Regions from separate parts of the Homo sapiens genome. Here region 2 is linked to region 1. A link is an interaction called in ENCODE POLR2A ChIA-PET data of the cell type or tissue named here. Cell type or tissue: OCI-LY7. All regions are shown on one strand. Each heading gives the region's core, and the rest is flanking DNA. Links, peaks and the distances in the headings are about the cores only.

Region 1 (4,658 bases), core at 1-4,000:
GCTGCGTCAAGTTGTCTAAACAATCACATATCTGCAAATACTCCCGAAGGACAGAGACCTGGGATGCTGCTAAACATCCTACAATACATAGGACAGTCCCCCAAGGATAGCGGCAACAGGTCTAAACTGTGAATGGTGCAAAGGTGGAGAAAATTTGGTCTAGAAGAACATGCAAATCCAAAATAACAAGGCTTTCCTATTAGAAGTTATTTTCCCAACAACTTTAAAGTGCTTACAAATTCAGAAGGTGTAATCTACTTTCATTTTGGATTCATTTGATTTAAAATCATTAAAAATCTGTTAGGAAAAAAACCCCACGTCTGCTAAGACCAACTGAAAACCAAATTAGTGCCTTTAAGTGATTCAACAATTCAAAGCTATTAGATCTTTTTTTTCTTTTTTTTTTTTTGAGACGGAGTCTCACTCTGTCGCCAGGCTGGAGTGCAGTAGCACCATCTCGGCTTGCTGCAACCTCTGCCTGCTGGGTTCAAGTGATTCTCGTGCCTTAGCCTCCCGAGTAGCTGGGATTACAGGCACACGCCACCACATCCAGCTAATTTTTGTATTTTTAGTAGAGATGGAGTTTCATTTCACCATGTTGGCCAGGATGGTCTCAATCTCCTGACCTCATGATCTGCCCGCCTCGGCCTCTCAAAGTGCTGGGATTACAGGCGTGAGCCACTATGCCCGGCCGCTACTAGATCTTAATACGTCCTGGTGGTTTTCTAAAACTTAATCAGTTTCAGAGTTGGTTGTTTCATCTTTATTTTAGAAATAAAACAAAAAAAGAAAAAGGTACCGTGCTTTAAAAGAACAAGTGCACATAGTGGTTTCAGAGAATTATCTAAAAGAAAGGGCATTAGTAGAAAATTATGACAATTTACTGTGACCTTAGGCCCTGACCAGAGCTTTGAGGGGGGCAGAGTCCATGCAGGACAATATGCTGTTCCCATCCTGCCTGCACAAACCACCTGTTCAGTCTTCAAGAACCCAGTGCAGCCTCTTTCTCTTTGAAAACTTCCCCCATGTCTCTGACCCACACAGACTTTTCCTGTTTCCAACTGCCAACTCTATACACACACGCTGCTTCCAAAATGTGACTATAAATGCTTGAGGGCAGGGTCTACATCTCCTCCACGTTTTGCACACTCACTCAACAACTACTATAATTGAAGGAAACTTAGCATGAGAATTCACTTGACAGCTTTGGGAAGATTTCCCACTTGCTCTAAAATATGTTTAAAAAAGAAGTGAACAAAAGCAAAAATCAAAAAATAAATGCAAAAACCCACCATGAATGAAAATGTTCTATGGATACAAAATGATTTAGAGGGATCTGAAAATAAGGACTGATGATCTGATTTATCAAAAGCTGAATTCTGTGTCCGTCATACACAAAAATTATACAGATAAATTAGAGAGTAATTAATCAGATTATTAAAGGACCCACCTCAAGGTATTTCAAATTAGAAAGTCTCTTACAGAAAAGACTGATTTATAAGACTACAGTCAAAAGATTTTATGAATTCAAATCCATTATCTTACAAATGAAACTATTTTCAAGTCCTACACTCCTGCCTCAGTTAATAAAACAAAAACAAAAAACTTCAGGTTTTGTTCTAAACAGGATGACAAAGGCCTAGTTGTGTATATACAACAATGTGCAAAGACACATTTCTGTGCCTAGAGTGACTCCTGTGAATAATCATACTGCTGAAAATGTTTCCCTATATATCCCAAGATATTGCCTCATATGGCTCATTCCTTAAGCAGCCCCCTAAGTGCCAAGTAATCACTAAGGGTAAAAAGGTGAATAGGGCAGTACCTGTCCTGAGATACCCGTGGCCTAGTGAGAATCTGTAGGGCAGAGCTGAGCTGAGCCCTAGGTGGCTCCAGGGCCACAGGCCATGGCAAAGGCCTCCTGGGGGAACCTGCGAGGGCAAAGTGGTTCAACAGTTCAAGTCTTGAAGTCCAATGTCTAACAGCCCTCTCCTCTGACATGCGACGTACACCCCTAATGCAACACATCCGAAACTGAGCTCTGGGTCTCCTTCCAAAAGACACTTGCTTCTGCCACTGAAGCTCTGAGTGTGGTTAATTCCATCACTTCTATCTTCACCAGAAAGGTCCACCTCCCCTTTCATTCTCCTCTTCCTCCTCCTGAATAGCTTGTAAGTCACCAAGTGATGTTGAGTGTTTCTCTCAGATGCTTCTGGAACCATTTCCATCGTTGGCATCCCACTGCCAAGCAACTTTTGCATGGGAACGTCTTACTGGGCTATGGCAGCAGCAGCTGAACTGGTTTTCCTACCACACCTTTCCCTAGTATGTTCCTTAGAAGCAGATCAGACTGTGTCCTTCCACGGCCTACAGGAAAAAATCTAGTATTCTTAACAGAGACGTTTCTCAACCTGGCCTCAACCTGTCTTTACAATCTCATCCTCACCAAAATCCCTGCCTGTGCTAGAAACCATTGCCTTGGTTCCCTGAAAACACCATTTATGTTCAGGCCTCCAGCCCTCTTGCTCAGGCTGTTCCCTCTACATAGAATGGTCTCTTCTGCTCCCTTCTCTGCTGGGAGAATGGCTGCTCTGTTTAGGGCCCAGCTAAAATGCTTCTATTATGCAAAGCCTGCCTTGACCCCAAGTACACCTAAAGCCCAGATGTTCTCATGGCACTCTGTATAAACTCTTATTTGGAGCTCATCATACACACAAAAGGTGTTTTGTTTGGTTGGGAACGCAGTGATAGGAAACTTCATTCTCAGAGTACTCATAATGTAATCAGGAAGCAAAGCCTAAGGAAAGCAAGTCACTCGAGGCCTGGACTCAAATGCTGACACTGCGTCTGTTCTTCCTCTTTCTCATTTTCTCTCTAGTCTCTAAAAATCTTAAGTCCTAGTCCCTGAAGTTGATCACAGGTGTTGGAATTATGAAAACAACCTTCAAAGAACATTATGTGTGATTAGCTTGATGCTCTGAGAGGTGTTGGCCTCCACAAAGACAACTCTGAAAATCCAAATAAATCTCTGACTGGGAGACTGAACTGTGGAAAGGAGTCTCACCACACCTGGAGCCTGCTGGTTTTCCTTGTTCAATTCAAATTGCTACCCCACTCCACCTCGACCTGCTTATACCACACATGCCACCCAAAAATAGTTTGCTGAATTGTCAACCATGACTCGGGACTGGCATTCTCTGGCAGCACACACCCATCCACCAGTAGACGCATGAGAGCAGTCCGCACTGGTGGGCAGCTGCAGCAGGCCAAGTGATGTGGGATATTCAAACAGAGTGGAGTATGGAGAAGTGGAATGAACCTTCTTTCTTTTCAGCATTTATTTTATTGAAATTATATAAATAGAATCAAGAATGCCATTCTGTCTACATAAGCAAGTTGAACTGGTGGTCAAAAGTACAGATATACATGTGTCTATAATTCTAGAACTAATAACCAGGAAGCCAAGAAGTCAAATAAACATTGGCTGAAATGAAAGTTAATCTATGGTTTTATCTGTCCAAATCAGTACTAAAAATAACTCAGAGGAAGGAGAGATGTATTATCTATTCTAAAATAACTGCATTTAAGAACAAATTCAACTCTAATATAGCCAGGCATTACAGTATTTCAAAGTACAATAAAGAAAGTCATGAAGGGCAAGGAGCAGTGGCTCACGCCTGTAATCCCAGCACTTTGGGAGGCCAAGGTGAGGGGATCACCTGAGGTCAGGAGTTGGAGACCAGCCTGGTCAACACGGCGAAACCCCCTCTCTACTTAAAATACAAAAATTAGCCAGGCATGGTGGCGCATGCCTGTAATCCCAGCTATTTGGAGGCTGAGGCAGGAGAATCATTTGAACCCGGGAGGCAGAGGTTGCAGTGTGCCCAGATCGCACCACTGCACTCCAGCCTGGGTGACAGAGCAAGACTCTCTCCAAAAAAAAAAAGCTATGAAGAAAAATATGAAAAAAGTAAAAAATTCATAAGTGGTTATTCACATTACCATTGTATTACAAGGATAATACAATGTATCATAAAACAGTAAAACACTTGGTCTGGGGTAGGGAGAAACAAGTTAAAAGGAATTTGGTTGGGGGGTGCATATAAAAACATGGTTAAGACAGGAACTAAGTAAAAACTGCTCTCTAGTCACCTCTAATCACAGCTCCCCCACCACTACTCCATCTTCATCCTTTCACCCTCAAAATTGTTAAATGACATACAACAGGAGGAAGTAAGAATCAGGTAAGCTAAACCCAGTGGCAGAACTCAAAGAACATTTCTTTATAAAATCAGGAAAACTAGAGCCTCACAAATTCTGAGACAAGGACTTTATGCTCTCTACTCTAAGAGATGGGACATTCACGATTTACAACCTGAAACACCTCTGACAGAATAGCAGGCATCTTGACGTAAGGTCAAATAGAGAGAACACCCACATGGACTATGTCCTAAGTCAATCAGATAAAGGATCTGAAAACAATACATGTTAAGGAAAAGGCACGTCCCAGGCCAGCCTCCAGAGTCCACCTTAACAAGTGGCATCAATGGTCAAGCCTGAAGAGCTAATAAGTATAAATTTTAAATACATTTGTCCCTCAATTAGTTACTAATGAATGGTTCTCATTAGCAGATGTTCCATGTATCTGAAGCACACTA
Region 2 (6,548 bases), core at 1,583-5,582, 380 kb before region 1:
TTTTCCTGGACTGCCGGGAGGCAGCTGTACAAGCTTTATAAGCCTCAGGCTGTAAGTGAACTTGCTTTCTGCATTTTCCAGCCATGTGCCATTGACCAGGAGTGAACTCAAGTATAAATTGCAAAGGGCTACTTGTCAAGATGACAAATATCTATCCTACTGTTTCAACTATGAACATATTCTGAAATGCCATATGCCAGGCGCCATACCAGATACTAGGGACATAAATATGAAAAAGTCTTTGCCCCTCAGGAGTAATATTGGTTGTACTGGAACATTTGTAGCTGAAGGAAAATCTCCAAAAAAGATTTCAAAGAGACTAAAGTAGGAATGGGTGCTGGAGAATGAGCAAGAAGGGTGAGAGTCCCACGGGTGAAGGGAGAAAGCAGCAGAGAATGAATATAAGCCCGGAGAATGAACATAAATGTGAGGGGAAGAGGCCAGAGGCCAACACTGGAAGGACAGTGAGGGCCAAGAAAGGAACTACTAATGTTTCTGAGACCTGCAGGGAACCATGGTATTAAGCTCTCATTACCAGCACCTAATTTTTTAGAGGCTGGTTTTCCAACTTAAGTGAAAGAAATTCACCCTGTTTTTAGCAATTATGACGCACTATATTTACTTCTGTCACATTAGCTGATTCTGTGGTGGACTGGGTAATTTGAAAAGCTCCTTTGAACATGAATTGTTTTTAAACTTACAGTCTAGCAATAAGCCTAATTTTTAAAACAGAATGCTTAATTTCTCCCTGTACAATCAGTAAGATTTTGATTTTTAACAAGTTTACATGTCCAATTACATGTAGATAAAAGGAATGAAAACCAGTAAAGACACCTTTTATAATCTGAAAATAGATTTTTAAACCTTCCTTTAATGTGAAATTTTCTCTTTAATGTGTTATGAATTCTATCAAATATAACCATTTAGGATTATTTATAGTATGTCACTGATCACTTCTACTAGTATAGACAAATAAATTTATAAACATTATTTTGAATGTAACTAATTAGCATAATTTTATTTAAGAGTTAGACTGTGTTGTCAATACTGACATTTTTGGGAATATATAGTATAGTTTATGAGTCAAGCTTCTGAACCAAAAGTTTTACTTTGAGCCCTATTCCTACCTTACAAGCTAGCAGGTGACCTTGGGCAAGCCAACCTATTAGAACCCTGGGTTCACGTCCATACAGTGAAGACATCATAACCTGTCCTACCTACTTCACAAGCTTCCTCTACCGATCAACTAGATCAATATATGTAAGATTTTTTTTGACAACTGTAAAGTACTATAAAATGACACTTACAGATAAGTCAGTGAAGTTAACCATCAAAACAATATTCATGCCTATAACCAAAAGCTTTTAAACAAAACAGCTTAATAAAAAGTGGTCAGGTAAGCAAATAAAGATTATATTACACAAACTATGTTCCTCACCTACTCTCATACTGAGTCTAATCTTTGGAAAGATAATTCATTTTAAGGGGAAAAAAATCTGTTAAGATATTTTTTAGTATTTATACAAACAAGCTGCAACTACTATTCAAAAATAGGTTTTTTTCATCCAATAGGAGTATACTCTTTAATAGAACTGTATTTGAATAAGAATTCCATACAAATAGAATATATACCTTAACACAAGAAAGCAAGAAAAGAATATTTTACATTACATAGAACATTCAGGTGATTCGATCAAATTATCCCTCCAACTAAATACTTATTTTCCCTATTTACTACAAATATTGCAGTCAGTCAGTATATGCCAATAATCATATAGTTTTAACATCTAGTAGTGTGAAGTACACTTGACTGTTTCCAAAGGGAGAGAGGTGATGTAGTCTTCATTTCAGGGGAGAAGAATGGACTGAATTACTGTCTGCTTTTTAATGTTTCAACTAACCTGTAAAGAGAAAATGAACTGTTTTATAAAATTAATTTTCAGGTATAAAGCATGATCATCTATAATAAACTTTGTATTGGAGGTGGATTCCAAAGTACTTAAAATGATGACAGCTAACACAGATGAGGTTATGCACTAGATATCCATAAGGTTCCTCTAAGCTTTGAATTTGTCTATGATTTGAATGAAAAATTCAAAAAAGACCAAATACCTATTTTCCAGGCTACTACTACTTCTGGGCTACATATGGATGACTCAGAGGTGAAACTAGTCTCAATCCTCAAGGAGGTGATTATCTAATGAGTAGATGAACAAATCAAACTTACAAGACAGCAAAACAAGTACTATGTCACTAATCTGTGACAAGGGCATCTAACTTTAAGTGAGTGATTAGGCAGTAGGAATAGAGATACATTAGGAAAAGCTCTTCAGAAGAGAGTCTTAAGCTAATTCCTGAAGGATAAGGAATTGGAGGGTGAGGTGAGGCAGGGAAAAGGCTAAAAATTGGCAAAGAATTTGCTTATCTAAGTAACTGTAATCAGGTAGGTGTGGTTGAGAAGACAGATGCACCTGAAGACCAGTGAGAGAAAACGCTTGAGGAACTTATGAAATAAGCTGCTAAGTAAATCAAAGTTTCATCCTCAACACGGGAGAAAAATTACACGTGGACGTGCATAGCTGCAAGCACACACAAATGCACAGATGGCTTCTGGAAGCATGATACTTGCCATTCCATTGCCTCATCAAGGCCGGTGCCTTTGGTTGCTGACGTTTTGAATATCTGCCATTTTCGGTCCTTCAAGGCAGGTAACCCAAGTGAATTTGCCATCTCTGAGGAAGTCATGGCCTGTTCCATGTCCTGTTTATTTGCAAACACCACTAAAATGGCTTTTCTCAGCTCTTCTTCCTAAATGAAATTGAAAATATTTAATTTCTTTTAACTAATGTGCTCTCTCGAGTTTAGAAAATGTCCAAAAATACATTTTAAACGTGTATTTTATAATTAATATATTACACATTATGAAATTATATAGAAATTATATAGAGAAGTATAAAGAAAAGAAGCTTCACTCATAATCCTACCTCCCAAATATGATCACTGTTAACATTTTAGGTGTTTTCTACTAGTACTTTGTTTTGCAGATACTTCAGAGTTTATTTAGTAAATACATTTACACATTTAAGATCACATTTATATATAGTTCCATACCCTGCCTAAAAATTAAAATCATGTTTCTCCAAACTACAACAACTTTTTCAAAATAAAAAAATGGCTAAATATGCTCTACACTATGGATGCATGCACCATAAACTGTGTTAACTATTTTCTAGTATCTGACTCTTATTAGAGTCTTTCCACTAGACTATTAGATAAACCCAAGTGACAGGGTCTTTATACAAAAATTTCTGTTTAAATCTGTTTCCTTAACACAATATTCTAAAAATGGAGTCAAAGTATGAACAGTTTTTTTCAGGCTTTGATAAACTGAATACATGCATGAACAGCTTTCCAGAAAGGTTACCCTACCAACAGTGTATAAAAGTCTCCATCTTCAATGCAGCCTTTGTAGAGTTGGGAATTATTTACTTTTCCAAACATAGCATCTCATTATATATTACTAGGGTATTCGAAATGCACATGGGCTGAGGCAGGAGGATCGCTTAAGTCCAGGAGTTGGAGACCAGCCTGAGCAACACAGGGGTCTCTACAAAAATTTTTTTAAAAAACAAACAAAAAAGGAAGCAGAGAGAGGAGCTCAAGGTTATAACAAGCTTTGGTTGTGCCACTGCACTCCAGCCTAGGGGACAGAGGGAGACCCTGTCTCTTTTTTTTTTTTCTTTTTTTAAGACAGTGTCTCGCTCTGTTGCTCAGGCTGAAGTTGCAGTCGTGCAATCTTGGCTCACTGCAGCCTCTGCATCCTGGGTTCAAGTGATTCTCCTGCCTCAGCCTCCTGAGTAGCTGGGACTACAGGTGCCCGCTGCCACGCCCAGCTAATTTTTGTATTTTTAGTAGAGATGAGGTTTCACCATGTTGGTCACTCAGACTGGTCTCGAACTCCTGACCTCATGATCCACCCGCCTCGGCCTCCCAAAGTGCTGGGATTACAGGCATAAGCCACCGCGCCCTGCTGACCCTGTCTCTTTAAAAACAAATGCAAATGTTATTAGCAATGTTTTTCCCCTACGAATTGCCTTTTGCTCATTTTGCAAAAGATCTTGCTATGATTCAGATCACTAATCCTTAGTCATTGGCTTCTGGTTAGGCCTGGTTTCTTATCTTAATCTTGTTTATATTTGCCATATCTGAGCTTTGGGGGAGTTTTGTTTACATTAATATAATTAAATCTCATCTTTTGAATTCCTTATATGTTCTTATAATTTTCATTTTTTACATTTAATTATTTACCCATTTAGAATTCATTTTTGTGTATAGGAAAGTTGAAAGGCCAGGCACGGTGGCTCACATCTGTAATCCCAGCACTTTGGGAGGCTGAGGTGGGTGGATCACCAGGTCAGGAGTTCAAGACCAGCCTGACCAACATGGTGAAACCCCGTCTCTACTAAAATTACAAAAATTAGCCGGGTGTGGTGGTGTGCGCTTGCAATCCCAGCTACTCAGGAGGCTGAGGCAGGAGAATTGCTTGAACCTGGCAGGTGGAGGCTGCAGTGAGCCGAGATTGCACCACTGCACTCCAGCCTGGGCAACAATAGTGAAACTCCGTCTCAAAAAAAAAAAAAAAGTTGAAACCTAAACTGCTTTTGTGTCTATACTATATATTTTTTGTTTGTTTGTTTTGAGATGGAGTCTCACTCCATCACTCAGGTTGGAGTGCAGTGGCACTATCTCAGCTCACTGCAACCTCCGCCTCCTGGGTTCAAGTGACTCTCCTGCCTCAGCCTCCCGTGTAGCTGGGATTACAGGCGTGCGCTACTACACCCGGCTCATTTTTGTATTTTTAGTAGATATGGGTGGCCAGGCTGGTCTCAAACTCCTGACCTGAAGTGATCCACCTGCCTCGGCCTCCCAAAGTGCTGGGATTACAGGCGTGAGCCACCACACCTGGCCTGTGTCTATATGTTTTAACATTAACAGTCCTGACTCGTACTTGGCCCATACTTAACATAACATGATATTTATTGATGAATTAAAAGTGACTTCCTAAAGAAAGAATCCAACTTTTACTTCTTTCTCTGTAAGACTTTATAAGTCAAATCCTAACACTGCAAGTAACAACAATCCTGCACAACTCAAAAATTGTAAACTGAAGTCAATAATCCATTCCTTTTAAGCAATACTTTATATGATAAAAATACACTATATCATGTGAATTATACCTAAATAAAACTGTTCTTTAAAAAACCTATTATACCCAAGGCAATTAAACCTTATCCTTACATTTAAATTTGGTCTAAGAAGCTCTTATAATAAATATAATGCTATGATGTAAAAAAAAAAAAATTAACCAAATGTTTAAAACTATTAAGTCTGCAATTTATAACTTGGAAGCCATTAAGTCAGTAGTTCAAGAAATCAAAAGTCCTGGGCTGAGCGCGGTGGCTCATGCCTGTAATCCCAGTACTTTGGGAGGCCAAGGCTGGCAGATCAGGAGGCGGGCAAACTGCTGAGGTCAGGAGTTCGAGACCAGCCTGGCCAACATGGTGAAACCCCATCTCTGCTACAAATACAAAAATAAGCCGGGTGTGGTGGCAGAAGCCTATAGTCCCAGCTACTCAGAAGGCTGAAACAGAAGAATCGCTTGAACCCAGGAGGCGAAAATTGTAGTGAGTGGAGATCACGCCACTCACTCCAGCCTGGGCGACAGAGCAAGACTCTGTCTAAAAAAAAAAAAAAAAAAAAAAAAAAAAAAGAATTCAAAAGTACATAGTCCCCTCGTCTGAGGATGCTTTTACCTAGGTATCAACTGGCCTAGAACTTATATTTAAACATCCCTTGATTAAACAATTCAGAATCCAGTTTTTGACAAGAGAAAGAAACTTATCCATCTAATTTTCCAGAGCAAGGGCAATTTTATTATTATCATAGTACATTTGATTATTTTTTCATTTTTTAAAAATGGATTATTTAATGCATCCTCTGAATTTGATCAGTTAGCCAATATATGATCTTATTAACTTCAGTGAATAAGATGTATTGAATTCTTAATTAAGTACTATACATTGTTCCTCCTATCAGGGTAAACTCAAAGAACTTACATTTTAGAGGGAGAGATACATAAGTAAACAAATATATTTTTTTTTAATTTTTATTTTTTGAGACAGAGTCTCACTCTTGTCACCCAGGCTGTAGTGCAGGGGCACGATCTCGGCTCACTGCAACCTCTGCCTCCTGGGTTCAAGTGACTCTCCTGCCTTAGCCTCCCAAGTAGCTGGGACTACAGGCACACACCACCATGCCCGGTTAATTTTCTTGTATTTTCAGTAGAGATGAGGTTTCACCATGTTGGACAGGCTGGTCTCAAACTCCTGATGATCTCTGGTGACCTGCCCGCCTCGGCCTCCCAAAGTGCTGGGATTACAGGCGTGAGCCACCACGCCCAGCCAACAAATACATTTAAAAATAATGTAAAAAAACAGTAAGTGGGGTGCAATGGCTCACACCTGTAATCCCAACACTAGGAGGCCGAG

Evidence for each region. ChIA-PET counts read pairs that join two places held together with the same protein. Peaks named below come from ENCODE experiments on the same cell type or tissue, not always from the same donor. Only the 100,000 strongest peaks of a DNase experiment are listed, where the experiment ranks them.
Region 2: POLR2A ChIA-PET joins it to region 1 with 6 read pairs; 5 of 35 experiments call an interaction of 5 or more read pairs at or near these places.

What each region holds. Positions count from the first base shown.
Region 1 is chr12:101,774,970-101,779,627 of GRCh38, forward strand. The region is part of intron 7 of GNPTAB (N-acetylglucosamine-1-phosphate transferase subunits alpha and beta); the gene reads right to left. Among named protein-coding and RNA genes, the nearest start is that of SYCP3, 38 kb to the left of the region's middle. In OCI-LY7, for the core only: no CTCF peak of the experiment used is centred there; no DNase peak of the experiment used is centred there; H3K27ac peaks cover 489 bases.
Region 2 is chr12:101,393,770-101,400,317 of GRCh38, forward strand. ARL1 (ARF like GTPase 1) reads right to left here. Exons shown (of 6, transcript NM_001177.6): 5 at 2,630-2,808; 6 at 1-1,901. The coding sequence ends at 1,871. Among named protein-coding and RNA genes, the nearest start is that of ARL1, 11 kb to the right of the region's middle. In OCI-LY7, for the core only: no CTCF peak of the experiment used is centred there; no DNase peak of the experiment used is centred there.